Linked DNA regions of Homo sapiens: region 2 is linked to region 1. Evidence: chromatin loops called from intact Hi-C (ENCODE). Cell type or tissue: endothelial cell of umbilical vein. All regions are shown on one strand.

What was found. A loop is a pair of places that touch in the nucleus more often than their neighbours do. Peaks named below come from ENCODE experiments on the same cell type or tissue, not always from the same donor. Only the 100,000 strongest peaks of a DNase experiment are listed, where the experiment ranks them.
Region 2: a loop joins it to region 1, with 7 times the contacts of the local background. A loop is called at or near these places in 2 of 110 quality-filtered maps.

The regions. Positions count from the first base shown.
Region 1 is chr3:25,148,478-25,156,477 of GRCh38, reverse strand. It overlaps a transcript of RARB not described here. Among named protein-coding and RNA genes, the nearest start is that of RARB-AS1, 230 kb to the left of the region's middle. RefSeq lists silencers at 486-780, 4,586-4,880. In endothelial cell of umbilical vein, no CTCF peak of the experiment used is centred here; a DNase peak (open chromatin) is centred at 4,817; H3K4me3 peaks cover 585 bases; H3K27ac peaks cover 1,571 bases.
Region 2 is chr3:25,504,590-25,512,589 of GRCh38, reverse strand. All of the region lies in intron 3 of RARB (retinoic acid receptor beta), which reads right to left. Among named protein-coding and RNA genes, the nearest start is that of RARB, 80 kb to the right of the region's middle. In endothelial cell of umbilical vein, no CTCF peak of the experiment used is centred here; DNase peaks (open chromatin) are centred at 2,519 and 3,539; H3K27ac peaks cover 2,826 bases.

The sequences.
Region 1 (8,000 bases):
AATGAAGGGAAATTAATAGCAAGAAAGCATTCACTAGTGATGTCAATGAATGGCCACATTTCCATGACATTTTACTGCATCCACTCAAACAGATGGGATTCCAGGGCTAACTGGCCTCTGTTGAGATGAATGAGATTCCACAACTATTAGCACATTGGCATAGAAATGGGCTGAATTCAGTTGCAGAGGCATTCTTACAGAAACAAAGAAGATCACAAAGCTACCTTGTCCCCAGTGTCCATCAACACAGACCCATTCGTTATCAAATCCCATTCATTCCTGCTAAAGTTACATTCAGTATCAGACGACATTCTTCGGCACCACATGGAAATTCTGAGGATCTGATTATCTATTAACTACTATTGATGCTGATGTGGCTGGTTTGGCTACAGAAGACCAAACAGCACTCTCACAAATGGTGATACAAGTCGAAAAATTGCCAGGCAAAAAATCAAGCACACAGAGAAAAAGCAGACTCACCAATAAACAAATGAACTAAGGCCTCCTGTGTTGGCAAAGGTCACCCAATACATTGAAATTCAATGGAGGGGGTTTTAAGTTAAGGAAAACAGGCAAACACCAGGGAAGCTATCATGTAAAAAGGCTGGGAACCAATGCCCCCTTTCCTATAGAAAGGAGCCAGCATGGGGTATGCTTTGCAGATGGGCTGGGGTAGCAGACAGGCTGCAGAGCACATCTGGCACACAGGTGTATGGCCTTGTGTTCCTAAGCCAGCCATCAACAGTCATGTGGAAAGAGTCCTATTGCTGTTTTGGGTGAAAATCAAGAGGAATTGTAGCTGAGAGATCATAAAGCTTTTTGAAAAAAAGTGTGTGGGTCCCAGCCAAAACATTCTTCCTCCAGATTATATTTTTAATCCACCTACTTAATTAACTAGCTCCTCAGTGGATCAAATGATATTAGTGAGTTAGAGTAATATTGCCACTGGAGCAGTCATTTAATTCTAGCAACTCTAAAGCAAATTATTTCATAAACGGATAGTTTATTCAATTCTGTTCAGTTCCAATTCAATTCTGAGCCCCTTCTATGACCAAAGCACTGAGATAGACCCGTGAGGGAAGACAGTAAGGGAGGAACAATCCCTGCCCACAATCTAACAAGGGAATAGTGACTGCTACAAAATAATAGCAATGCAATGCAAATAAAGTTTACGTGTGCTGGGGTCAGGGGGAAGAGAATTAGTTCTAAAAGGGAGGGTGATCACTTTCATGGCAGGAAAGCAGAAAAGACATGACAGAACAGAGAGCATGGAAGAAAAATGCTAAAAAATACAAAAAAAAGAATTGAGCAGACAAGACAGATATATTGGGGAAGCAATATTTCATTTTAGATGGAATATAATGCATACGGAAAGAGAATAGTGATAAAATCTAAATCAGAGAATGGCAATGAGAAGAAATAACAGAATTGGATGTGAGAATGATAAAATGTTAACAAGTGATTGAATGAATTGGGCAAGTTTCATGAATACTTGCTATGTGTTAGGTCCTACATTGGATGTTGGAATACAAAAGTAAAAGCCATGCTCATGCCACCCCTGCTTCCTCCCAAGTAGCTCACAGCCTACTGGGGAAAAGACAAGCCTTTAGGGTTGGCGCCATGCTCAGATGTAGGTAGGTGCGAGTATTATGAAAGCACACAGGATGCACACCTAGCCAACAAAGGACTGGTTGGGGAAAGGTGACAACTGAACTGGGCAAGGGCCTTCTGCACAAAATATAGAAAATGTAAACTCTGAGCTGGGGAGTAGTAAGAGATTGGAATGGAAAGGAAGGATCTGGATGGAAGACCCTACACATGTAGTTTGGGCAACTGGACTTTTCTCCTGCATGTACCCACTGGTGAGTCATTGGAAGGTCTGAAGTAGGGACATGACATTGTGAGATATGCAAAGGCCACTTTGGCAGCTGTGTGGAAAATGGATTGGTAGCAAAGCTTTGAGGCTGGACAACCAGCCAGGAGACTATTGCAAGGGTCCCACTGAGAGGGCCCAAGACTTTGGTCTCCGCCATGATGAATCCAAAGAACATTAATGAGGGTAGCACAGATAGAATAAGACATAGATTGGACATGGGATTAAAGGAGAGTCAACAATGAAGGCTGACTCCAGAATTCTGGTTTTATAAACCAAGCAAATAACGGTACCCTTCAGCAAGCTAAGGAACTCGGATGGAGCAAAAGGCTTCAGAAAGGATGAACGTAGTTTTGGATGAGTTAATTGAAATGCCTGTGGATATATACTAGCAGATATATCCATTAGCACCGGTTGATGTGAAAACAAGTCAAATCATATAGAATAAAAGGAAAAATCAATAAGATATCTTTAATTGTGTAACACAACATAGCTGGCTTCTTAAAAATCCACATAATCATAGAAGAGAGTGATTTGGAATGAGCATAATAAAAGTGAAAAGCATACAAAGATAAAGTCCAATGCAAAATGCTTTAATGTAGTGTGAATTCTCTGCATTCTTCATGTACCTCTTTAGAGACAACATATTCTTCAGAAGCCTCAGTAAATGTCAACAGGATCTGAGCTCCAATTTGCCTGGCTCTTTAATTGGCCCTCATTGAGAATATTGTGAACAGAATATTGTGCTAAGTACAATGCACAATGTTGAGGAAAGTGTGGCAGAAAGATAAACATCACATGTTCTCACTTGCAGTATCAAAAATCAAAACAGGGCTGGGCAAGTTATCTCATGCCTATAATCCCAGCACTTTGGGAGGCCTGTGCTCTGACCACAGTGAGTACATAATATGCATTGTTAATGTATATTAGGCCTGACTGTTGAAAAACAGCATTCTTAACTACAGTAGCGAATTATTTATCAAACAACTCAGAAGGTTTTCACATTGTTTAATTATAGTTATATATTCTTATTACTGTTTTATATTGGCCCAGTGCACACAGATACTCTAGGCGAGACTTTCCAACCCTAACCTCATTGAATTGTCAGTATCTGATCTGTCCTTTGATAACAGCAGAAGTCGTACAAATGGACTAAAGTCAGTGTACTTTATGGCGGTAACTCGATAAAGAAATTATCTCTGCATGTCCTTCGTAAGGAATGAGATTTTGAGCCACATTTTGGCAGACAGCTCATTAGTGATATTTTTGATGACTAAGCTGATTTGGAAATTGCTTGTTAAAAGTCTGCGGATGACGTGCACAAAACAACACTTCTCTGTGTCTTTGTGCCTCTCTCTGTGTGTAATTGCTATACACATGTTTCCTGGTGAAGAATCAGCATTCAGGACACCTCTACTCTACTGAAAGCATGCACGCACGCATGCACACACACACACACACACACACACTCTGCCTCTATTACTTGGTTGGTTTGGATTATGAATGTTGGACAAGCAATGAAGAATTCCATGAAAGTAGTAATGAAGAGTGCTTATCAATAGATTCAAAATTATTCTGTCCTTTTCCCCTGAAGAAGTTTGTTCCTTTTTTTCCTTCAAACTGTTTGTCATGGTTCTACTTGAAATAATGTGTAGAAGAAGTTTGTATCAAACACTGCAGTCCACCTATTTTCCGAAGTTTTAGATTTTCTTGGAAGCATCATCTGGCTAGTGGCTCCACCTGACCCTATTTTGTTTATGAATTTTGATGTTCACATAGGTCAAAGCATTACTGCTCTAAGTAGCATCTTAAATGATTTTAATACACTCCCATAAAATGTCAGCTGCCAAGACTCACAATTACAGACTCCAAAATATAGGAACTATGTAGAGTCTAATATGTAGAGCCTTTAAAAATATTAAACAGTTTAATGTACCAGGCTGGTTGTATTACTGTGTATGTATGTATGTATGTGTACGTAAACATAATTTTATAATTAAATGTGTATTATATATAAACACACAATATATGTATGTTTCATGGAATAACATATTTTTTTCCTTCCCTGGGAGCAGTGTTTAATTATATCAAATGAAGAATAGTTTACTACATTTTAGTTCTTTGTAAATAAAAGAAAAAGACAGTCGATAACCATTTTCCCCTCACAGTTTTTCCTTGCCACAAAATAAACCCTCTTTGGACCCAAGAAGAACAGAAAGTACCAACTGCTAACCTGCTTTATAACATAATATTTTGTGCCAACTTAAAAATATGTCAACTAGGTTTGCAGTGGAAAAGGGTAAAATTTTTAGCCAAGTTTTCCTAAAATAAAAAGACAAGTGAGTTGAAAGCACAGCAATTCAAAATCAGAGAAAAAACAACTCTACCGACATCCACATGTCTAGAGAGTATTTAAACTATTTCACTTTATAAACTTCAACGGGAGATATGATTTCTGGTGTTCTGGCTTATAGAATCACTTGGGAATGAATAATTCATAGGCTTTTTACCAAGCCTCAAGTGTAAATCAGTCAAATATAGCAACATGATATTCATGCTGAATTTTTAAGTACTTAAAACATTTAGATGGAAACTTTTTCTTTTCAAGAGAGAGGGAAGAAGAATGTCATTTTCCCTCTGCTCACGTTGCCCAGGCATACTTTCATTTTGTACTTTAAAAAAAAAAATCTATAAAAAGGGATTTAATTAAACAATAAAACAGTTAACAGTAGCTGAAGTGAAGAAAAGCCACAAAAACTTTCTCAGTGTTATGTTTTCCGTATTAACATACTGATGGGAAACTAAACAGAAAAGCAATCTAATAACAAACATTCCTTTGAGACGTGTTCAGGGAGCAAAAGGACATCCACTTATTGTTCCGCCCATCCGATTGGTCCATATATGGCAATAAAGGTACAATAGACGGAAACAGGAAACAGACTGGCACATCTGTAGTATCTTATTAGCAACTAATGGATATCTGAGAAGAACACGCATATAATGCTGAATCGTCTGTACCAATCTCCTAAGCAATTACTCTTAATTAGTAGGTTCTGTTTATAGATTCAACTTAGTGTACCCTTATGCATCAAAGAGACGAAGGCAGCTGGAGAAAGAAATGACGCTCTTAAAGGAAAAGTATTACAAGATGTTGGTGGATTTCTTCCTGGTACAGTGAAACTTAATGTCTTTCCCTGCCCTGGGGTAAGGAGCTTTCCCTTTTGTGAACGATTAAAGAAAAGAGAGAACAAAATTTCTAAGGCAGGCTAAATGAAAAAAGTGTTCTTGCCATTTGCTTCAGGGAAATGCAAAGAAAGTCAGCAAAACCAAATAATTGTGCAGGATGAAGACACTACCCTCATACTGTAACTCTAACCATTTCCAGGAGGCTCCATCTTTCCCCCTCCAAATGCAGTGCTTTAATTCAGAAATGCGGCACCTGCATTTAGTGTCTGCCAAATGGAAAGCCAAGGGGCAAAATGGGCGGTGTGACCAGCTTTATCTCCATAAAAAAGAGAACACAAAATGAGTTTTCCAGGCCACTCTAGTCAAAGGGGATCTGAGTATATACATGGAGCCACTGAGCCAACTGCCCACTTCTATAAATGGGAAAATATTGTATAGATTAGCATCCCCTCACCCCCAACGTATATCACATAAACTGCCTTATGAGCAAAAACAAGAAATTCCTTTTGGGTAGTGGATATTCAGTTTGTACATTACTATTCCCATGCACACCGTTGTCTAGGTATTTTTCCTAAAGAGAGCCAACACTGCGGTCCTGTCTCTTGGGTTTCTAAAACTACTAGAAGGCTGGATTCTTTGTTTCTGATTATTTTTGCAATACATTATTGCACTCTCTTGGAAGTTCAAAGAAGTTCTTTCCTGGTCTCCTGGAATTCTGTTTAAAAAGATCATTGTGAATACACAACCAGTGTACCAATATCTAACCTGGGGCTGTTCTCTCAAATGATTGTACTCTATGTATACATAAGAAAAGTAGGCTGGATTTCTTAAAAGGGTGGAGGAGAAATTTTCTTTCTTGTCCATAGTTTACCACAGATCAAGGTAGAATGATCTTTTTTGGCATCTGTCATTCTGAATGTTTAGAAGTCTATACATGAACCACTCCCTCCCCAAAGCACTCAGACCATGAGAAACCAAACAACTGGCCTTTTTCACTGGCTTAACTGTTCAAAGGAAAGGTGGAATGCTGCCAGCCAGGATTGGGGCTCTGGGAGTCAGTGCTGGGCTTATTCTCCCTTGGGAATCCTGTCCCTTCCTGAAACCAGCTCCAGAGGTACTCCTCTGTTTGTCAGATGAACTAGTCTCCATTGAGCATTTGCTCTGTTTCATCATGCTATGCGTATCAGGTTAGATGTTTAACAATTTTTTTTTTTTTTTGAGACAGAGCCTTGCTCTGTCATCCAGGCTGGAGTGCAGTGATGCGATCTCGGCTCACTGCAACCTGTGCCTCCCAGGTTCAAGCGATTCTTCTGCCTCAGCCTCCGAGTAGCTGGTATTACAGGTGCCCACCACCATGCCCAGCTAATTTTTGTATTTTTAGTAGAGACAGGGTTTCACCATATCGGTCATGTTGGTCTCAAACTCCTGACCTCAGGTGATCCACCTACCTCGGCCTCTCAAAGTGCTGGGATTACAGAAGTGAGCCACTGTGCCTGACCAGATATTTAAGATTAAAAAAAAATGTTCTGCTGCTTATGCATATGGGTAAAGTTGTTAAAATTTCATTAAGTGTATAGATGGCATTCTTCTGCTCTCGTGAGGAGTATGACACAGTTGTAGCCAAAGAATGACATGCAAATGGAGACCTTCTTCATTTAACAAAGATGGGGAGAGGGGAGGTGGGACAGAGGGACAGAGAGAGACAGGGTACGTTATACATGCATCTAATTCATGCACAGGTAAACTGTATGAGCTGTGGGTATGGGAGGTGAGTGGGAGACAGAAAGAAACAATTTAAATAGTAGAGGGTGATTCTGTCTTCCCTCTGAATGACTTGCATTCCAGCACTGGAGTAAAATGTGGGACTTGATTGCACCATATCCTCAGTTAGCCTCTTTTCCCATGCAGCTTTGGCAATGCGTTTGTGAGCATCACTCCATCATGGAAATGGTTTGGAGAAGTCACTCACCCACAATCACATTTTCTGGTAGAACTATGGTTAGCATATATGCTCTTTATTATATACCAAATATTATTCCACAGGTTGTACATTTACATAAATATATTACTGCAAAGGATTGCAGACGACAAACCAGGCATGAATGAACTATTTGATTTTCTGGGTAAATTTGACAAAATTCGATTGTCAAATAGAAGCATTCTTCACAAATTTTAGAAACCATTCCTATGGAAGATTAATTGTAATGCCACTATATATTTTTTCTGTAGGCTAAATCATTCCCTCTCCTCCCCAATCTCATCACCCTTCTCTCATCAAAATGTGTATGGGTGGTAATTATTTTTTCTCCCCCTGCTCAAGAGTGTTACTTCTTGAAGAAGTTCAGAAAAAGGTGATGGGATGGCCATGTTGCTAGGAAGTTTCCAGTCTGACTCCTTAGCATATCAAAGTAAAACTAGTTCTTTACTTATCTCATATTTTTCTACTGCTCAGAGGCTACAAAGATAGGCCAGAGAGAGGAATGTTTGAAGTGAGCTAAGAGGAAGGAGATAAAATGAAAAAAGATAGGGGAAGAAGCCATGCACAACCTTTTTCAGGGGCTGGCTGTGCATGGGTAGACATCCAAGCTGTGGCTTTAAAAGGAGAAAGGGAATATTTGGCAACTACTTACAAGGTACAAGGCTCTGTGATAGATATATTTTCACATATAATTATGTTCAATCCTTTCAGTAATGCTGAGAGGCAATATTTACTCTTTACACATGAGGAAACTGAGGCACAGAGCTATGAGATATGCTTAAGATCACAAAGGTAAGGAACCTTTAATAATACAGTCTATACTTGTATTTTCCACTGCACCACACGCTTCCATAAAAGTACAGCGACAGTGATTACTTAGTAATTAGTGATTATGTCAGTAAATACCGTAGAAATGGCCCCTGTAAATCAAACTCAAAGAAGATCCAGTAGAGAAAGCTATAA
Region 2 (8,000 bases), 360 kb before region 1:
GCTGTGTCACATGAGAGGACACCGAGTGGTCAGTGATGGCTAGTGTGTGGCACATTTGGGGGCACATGACAAGAGATCAGTGTTGGACAGGCTGGGGCAGCTGTGCAGGGCTCTCTGCCCATGCTAACACATTTGGACATTTGGAGTTGATTGTGTAAGCGATGAAGTGCCATGAATTCCAACATCAGATCACCTGGCTCAGAGCTGAAACTGCTTCTGGCCCCATCTACCCATCACCTTGCTTTGTGGGGGTAGATTTGAGTCCCAAGGACATGTACTTCTTGTTTTGAGTAAAGGGACCACTGGGTCGGAAGGAGCATTAGCTGTCCTGTACAATCACTAAGGACCGCTGATGAATGAATACACCAATCTTTAGAGACCAGGATGGCTCAGTATCATAACAGATACCGGAACAGTAACAGGAGCTAACGCTTAGCTAAGTACTGTTTTTAGCCCCTGCCATGTATTAATTCATTTCCTTCTCACAATAGCCACATGAAGTAGGTACTATTACTCTCTTCATGTTACAGACAAGCAACTTGGTGTACACAGATGTTAAGTGACCTGCCCAAGATCACACAGAGCTAAGTAAGTGGTGGGCTGGGGTATGAATCTGACTCCCCCTTAAGTCCAGGCTTTAAGCAGCATACTGCATCCCTCCATCAGTTCCCCCGGATGCTTAAAATCCACTGTGACAGATCCACCCATTCATTGACCCCTTGTTTTATCAGGAAAGGTCTAAACCTTGAGGATGCAAAAAAGCAAGACCCTCCTTCCCATCCTCAAGTTGTGCACAGAGTTCAGCATGTGAGGAAGGGTTAGCGGCAGGCAGTAAGGCAGGGGCATGTCAGTGGGATCTGACCAGCAACTGAGGCACTACAGAGACTCTGAGAGGGCTCAGGCCACAGCTGCAGACTCTGCTTCTATTCCTAAGATACAAGAACATATAAAACCAGTGTTTCTCAAACTTCAGTCCTTTGAAGTACTGCCTTCACAATTTTGCACATATTCACAGGCTGCTACACACTTAACGATTTCTGTCTCAATTGATTTTTTTTCTTAAATAAAATTTAGAGGAAATGTTTGTATTACTACTATAAAGGGGAAAGGGGTGTCATTTGCCATAAATAGAAAGGTAGGGTAAAAAATAAACAGGGTTGGCTGGGCACTGTGGCTCACACTTGTAATCCCAGCACTTTGGGAGGCTGAGGTGGGCAGATCACGAGGTCAGGAGATTGAGACCATCCTGGCTAACACGGTGAAACCTGTCCCTACTAAAAATACAAAAAATTAGCCGAGCGTGGTGGCGGGCGCCTGTAGTCCCAGCTACTTGGGAGGCTGAGGCAGGAGAATGGCGTGAACCCAGGAGGCGGAGCTTGCAGTGAGCCGAGATCGTGCCACTGCACTCCAGCCTGGGCAACAGAGCAAGACGCCATCTCAAAAAAAAACAAACCAAAACAAAAAACAAAAAATAAACAGGGTTTTCAGGTCAAGTGACTGTGTTTGTAAAGTTTTATTGGAACAAAGCCATGCTCAATTGTGAAGCTCTGAAGCTGCAATAGTAGAGTTGAGTAGTTGCAAAAAAACACCAAATGGACTGCAGATGCTAAAATATTTACTGCCTGGCCTTTTAAGAAAATTTGCAGACATCTGAAATAAATACATTTCAGTCCTACCTAGGGATTGTTGCCATCTGTTAAAAAGACAGATTAGCAGAGATTCAAGAAATATTAATTAAGGCTGTATTGGCATCAAACTGAGATTTTTCTCATTGGTAATAAAAAGACAATAAATATTGGAAAGGAAAATCTTTATCATTAAATGAGTTCATACTGTCTTATGCCAAGTTCAATATTCCCTAAAATTATATTTCATATCACAGTGTGCAGTTTACACTTAGGGAAATACTGCATTAAACTAGTATACACGTTAAATCAAACCACATAATTATAGATTTTTTTTTTGAGACAGGGTCTTGCTGTGTTGCCCAGGCTGGAGTGCAGTGGCTCGATCTTGGCCCAATGCAGCCTCTGCCTCCTGGGTTCATGTAATTCTTGTGCCTCAGCCTCCAGAGTAGCTGGGATTACAGAGGCTCACCACCATGCCCGGCTAATTTTTTTGTATTTTTAGTAGAGACAGGGTTTCACTGTGTTGCCCAGGCTGGTCTCAAACTCCTGACCTCAAGTGATCTACCCACCTCAGCCTCCCAAAGTGCTGGGATTACAGGTGTGGGCCACTGTGCCCGGCCTGTAATTATAGAATATTTGATGTGGGAGCGAATACAGGTGAAGATACTGAAAACCGTGTAGCTTTAAATATGTGCAAGAACTTCATTGTTTAGAGAAGCAAAGGGTAGTTGAAAGGATGCTGGGAATTAGAATTAAGACCCATGGGTGTATACCAGCTGTGTGACCTCAGGCAGGTCTCTTACCCTCTCTCAATCTCAGGAAACTGAATCAGAATATGATTCCTGTCCTATCTGCTGCATGGGATAACCTGAAGTCTTGGGGCTGTTGCCATTAGTAAAGCCCCTCATGACCATGAACTACCACAGCACCACTGATATCCTCCCCAGCTTTCCTCTCAGGTGGCTAACAGCAAAAGCAGTCTTGCTGAGGAGGCCACAGGGTGGACAGGAGTTGGTTGGGAGAAGGGACATGACGGATCTGGAGGAAGGCAGGCCACAGAGTCCCAAATAAGGCAGAGGAGAGATGGAAGGTGCCAGATGAGCAAAGAAAGGCAGCTGCTGGGAGGACGGGGAAGGGGAAGGGCAACTTTGTCTCTGTGGCGATTTAGCTTGGGCTCAGCACTGCTGGAAGACCCTGATGGCCTCACCTTGAGCTGACTGAGGAAGGAAGGGGGCCAGGCGTCCTTTCTAACACCCCAGTTCAGTTTTCTCCATGGAGTTGGGTTCCAGGATACCAGGATACTCTCCCATTCTCTGATTACACATGTCTCGGCATCTCTGGGCAAATGAGCCACCTGGCTCCCGGTTTAAGTAGCCAAGAAAGGTGGATATTTATTTTAGAAACCATGCTTGCAAACTTTATTTTTAAGGCTGTGACATAATATTTGGAGCTGCACTTCTAAGCTGTGGTGTTCTAAACAATTCAAAATGAATAGAGTCTCTACTTTTAACTTTTCTCCTGAAGTATAATCAAGGCTGTAGCTATAATAAAACACAGCTGTGGCAGCAGCAACAGCGGCAACCAAACTGTGTCACCAAAAGAAGCAGTAGCAGACAACCACTCTCATTCGGCACTTACTATGTGCCAAGCACGGTGCTAAATGCATTACCCCATGAGTCCAATCCACAAAACAATCCTGCAACATTTCTGTGATAATCTCCACGCAATGGGTTAGTTCATTTCACGTGAAGCAAAATTTTGCCATGTGCCCAAGTTGAGATAGCTAGAGGCGAGGGCTGCATTTGACCTCAGCTCAGGCTAACTTCAAAGCCCTTTGTTCTTTGCCCTGTGCTGTTCTATTGTGTAATGGAAATTTCTCATTTTTCTAAGGTGAGAATGTACTGAGTGTCCCCTCTCCAGGAGACAGGCAGTGGGGAGAAATATATTAGTAAAGCTGAAGGAATTTTAATACTTCCTTTTCAGTCTGAGTGTTAATGGGCTTTGAGTCCCACAGTGGCACTGACATCACCGGGCTGCTGGTACCCAAACATAATTTTTTTTTTTTTTAAATCTCCTAAACAGATGCAGGCAAATATTCATATTTGGCAAGTAGAAAGGGGCAGCAGATTTTTATTTTCCAGCTTCTAGGACATTTTTAGGTATAAAAGTAGGAAGTTTCCAGCCTTTCACTTACTTTTGGGGGGCTCTTCAGGGATTTGTGTGCCACAGAGCAAGAAGAGAAGGTGGGGGTTAATGGTAGTTTCTGGTGAACAGAACAAAATGATCACAGTGAACCCTGGAAGCAAAGTAACAGGCTGGGATCTAACACGGGAACAAATGAAGAAATAAACTAAAATTAGAAAGACATTAAGTGCCCTGATGATGATTTTTATGTAATTTCCCAACTACACAGTGCAACCTACAATATGAATTTCCCTGTTATTAAGCCAGTAAAATCCAGCAGTAGAACCAATGAGCACATCAATATAATTTGTGCACAAGCAAAGGTGATTCTAACTGAGGTTAAGTGCCTTTAGTCCAAAAGGTTTGTTTTAATCTAAGTTTAACAGTAAAGGGGAAATGAGAGAAACACAGAGCAACAAAATCCTCCCACAGAAGTATCTAAGTGTCCATACAAAGCACATTCATTCCATCCAATCGACCCATGGGGACGTTCATGTCTAAAGTATAAATTGGAATTTAGAGACTTTATGAAAAGCTGTTTTTAAGCTCAATATGCCCCAAATGAGAAGGTGTCAATGAGTGCTTAGGGACTTTTAAATTCAGAGATTATTCAATTGCTCTATTCTACAAATACACTTATGAAACTGTCATAGGAAAAAAATGCTGTGAAATAAACATTAAAAAGCATTCTCAAACAAAATCAAAGACATGTTTTGCCCATCACTCAAGGGCATGGGCACATAAACATAACCTCAAAGAGCAATACAAAGAGGCTCCCTGTGTGAATTCACGGCCAGTGGTTTTCAGAAAGAAAGGAGCTGGAATGAGGGGGTGGCAGCAACAGTACCTTCCATGGTGTTTCTGTTACAGACACAGGGTAGGGGCACCCAGTCTTGGAGGAGGCCAATGACCCATGGGAACCTAGCCTAACCTCAGGGGCATCCAGGGTATACTACTCTCCCTTCCTCACAGCACCCGAGTCATAATTCTGGCCTACTTCTTGTCTTCCATTTTCCTTCTGACCTCCTGACCCCAGTGTCTCCCCTATCCCTGGACCCCCTTCTTTGATAGCTAAGGTTTGGCAAAAGTAAGGTCCAAACCCCAATACATGTCCATCTTTGCTTCTCCCTCTTAACTGGGCTTCTGTCATGCACAACTCCCCAAGACACCTGCTCAGCTCAGCCTTTTTCACTGGCAAAAGCCCTAGAAGATCTAATGTCTTCTGGGGGAGGGAACTGGGAAGAGGAAGCAGCTTATGGAAACACTGCTGTCTAAACAGGATTAAAAGCATCAATTCTCATGTCACGCCTGGGCTGTTAGTCAATACCAATGTTTCTCTCATCCAGGTAGAAAACACAGCCTCCAAGAAGTTGAGTAACTTGTTCTGGGCCCCTAGCAGATAAACGAATGACTGCGATTTGAATACACACCTAGAATTGTTTTGCCTCTGACAACTTTTCAGAAAGTAAAGCCAGGGAGAAGATGGGTTTGCCTTTAAAACTGGTCACATTTAACCCCTTGATCAATCTAACTTCACCGAGCAAAGCTTCATGCTATATTCAGGGGCTACAAGGTGAGAAAGACATGATGCATGCCTTTTAAGAGTTTATAATCCAGCCAGGGAGACTCACTGGTGTGTGAAGAATCATACTATCTGTATAATATAATAAGTTTGCGGTTCATGGAGCTTTGTGCGAAGCACTGTGAGAAAACAGGGTTGGGGAGGGAAGAATGAATAATTCTGCCTAGAGTGTGGAATGAGGCTTAGGGGAGGCTTCAAAGAGGAAATGACATTTCATCAGGCTCCTGGGGTTCAACTGATGGAGAAGGAGGTAAATCCTCAGAAAAATGGAGACATACGGCTCATAAGTCAGCATGGTGTAGTGTGGCTGGAAGCTGGGTGTGTCTACTGGTAGGGGAGAAGCATGGGATGGGATCACAGAGCAGCCCTAAGTGGCATCCTTGGCCACCGGATGAGCCACTTAAAGCAGACATTGGCAAACCATGGCCTGTGGGCCAAACCTAGCCCTTCATCTGCTTTTGTAAATAAAGATTTACTGGAATATAACCACACTTGTTTGTTTATATTTTCCATGGCTACTTTTGCGCTATAATGGCAGAGTTAAGTAATGAAGACAGGGACAAATATTTTCTTTTTTTGTGAGACAGGGTCTTGCTCTGTTGCCCAGGCTGGAGTGAAGTGGCATGAAAATGGCTCATTGCAGCCTCAACCTCCCAGGCTCAAGTGATCCTCCTTCCTCAGCCTCCCGATTAGCTGAGTAGCTGGGACCACAGGTCCACACCATCACTCTCAGCTAATTTTTAAAAAAATTTTGTAGAGTTGGGGTCTTGCCACGTTGCCCAGGCTGGTCTCAAACTACTGGGCTCAAGAGATCCTCCCATCTCCTTCTCACAAATTGCTGGGATTGCAAGTGTGAGCTACTGCACAGGGCCTCAAAAATATTTTCTAAAATTTCTAACATCTTTTAAAAAAGAGCTGGTTTTTTTTTTTTTTTTTTTTTTTTGAGATGGAGTCTCACCCTGTCGCCCAGGCTGGAGTGCAATGGTGCGATCTCGGCTTATTGCAACCTCCGCCTCCCAAGTTCAAGCGATTCTCCTGCCTTGGCCTCCTGAGTAGCTGGGATTATAGGAGCGCGCTACCATGCCTGAAGAGCTGGTTCTTTTAAAAAATGGTTTGCTGACCTTTGGCTTAAAGATCTGAACTATTCATTTGAATTTCTGTAACTGACTTAAATGCATATGATCAGGCTTTCTAGGGCTTTACTCCCATGGTTTCTAAACAGTATCATCTTAAATCTTCTTTCCCATCATGGACCATTAGCTATTATCTATACCGTAAGCTTGTCTGGACATTTCTTTCATAATCCAAATGTTATGCCTTCATTTATTGTTTCTCTTTTTCATTAATTGTTTTTATTTCAGGGCTTTGCCACATGCTTTCCTCTTCTGACATCATTACAAACCTCCCACGCCACCAGCAGAAGTTCATCATTCGAGTCAGTTTGCTTCCTTTGCCTCCTTCTCCAATTCTTCATAAACTATTGTACCACCTCTTTAGAATGCTGCTAAAAATCGAGTTTTTTTTTCACTTGCCATTATTCTATGCTTTGACAGACAGCTGTTTCTCTGCAAAAAGGCTTCCCTAGTCCTATAAGCCCTTGGAAAATACAAGGTATACCCAGCAGCATTTACAAAACAGAAAAAAAAAAAAATGAAGAAATAAGCATACTGTTCTGATAGGCCACGTTAAAGGATTTCTTTTACTTGTAAATCCCCTTACACATGTAAAATCAAATTTGATCTATAAAAATTAAATTTGCACATGATTTTCTAGGGGATACATCTCTAATATAGAGCAAGGAGCATGGTTATTGTTTTATTAACCACTGGCAATAAAATAGAGTGGAAAAAGGAACTCGGAGTTTTAAACGCTGCTTCCTATGGCACGCAGTATATATTTCAGTTTGAATATAGACTTTCTCATCAAACTGCCTGGTTCCAAATCTCAGCACTGCCCCTTACTAACTGTGTTACCTTGAGTAAATTAATGTCTCTGTGTCTCAGCTTCCACATCTGCCAAAAAAATGGTGGGACCTGGGAAGGAGGAATTGTAACTAATCTATCTCATAGGGTTGTTATGAAGATCAATGGGATAAAGCATTAAAAGTGGTTAATGCAGGCCAGGCGCGGTGGCTCACGCCTGTAATCCCAGCACTCTGGGAGGCTGAAGTGGGTGGGTCACCTGAGGTCAGGAGTTCAAGACCAGCCTGGCCAACATGATGAATAGCCTGGCCAACTTGATGAAACGCCATCTCTACTAAAGATACAAAAATTAGCCGGGCGTGGTGGCAGGCGCCTATAATGCCAGCTACTTGGGAGGCTTAGGCAGGAGTATCGCTTGAACCCAGGAGGTGGAGGTTGCAGGGAGCTGAGATCACGCCACTGCACTCCAGCCTGGGTGACACAAAAAAAAAAAAAAAAAAAAAGTGGTTAATGTAATACTTGGCACATAGAAAATACCCTGTCCAGTTAGCTATTACTATAATGATTCTTAAATTTTCTCAGTTTTATCCTTCTTTTTTTCTCCCACAGCATAAAGAAGAGTGCCTTGGGAACAGCACTGTGGGACCTGACAAATCATGGTGGACATGAGGTCATTTTTGCCTC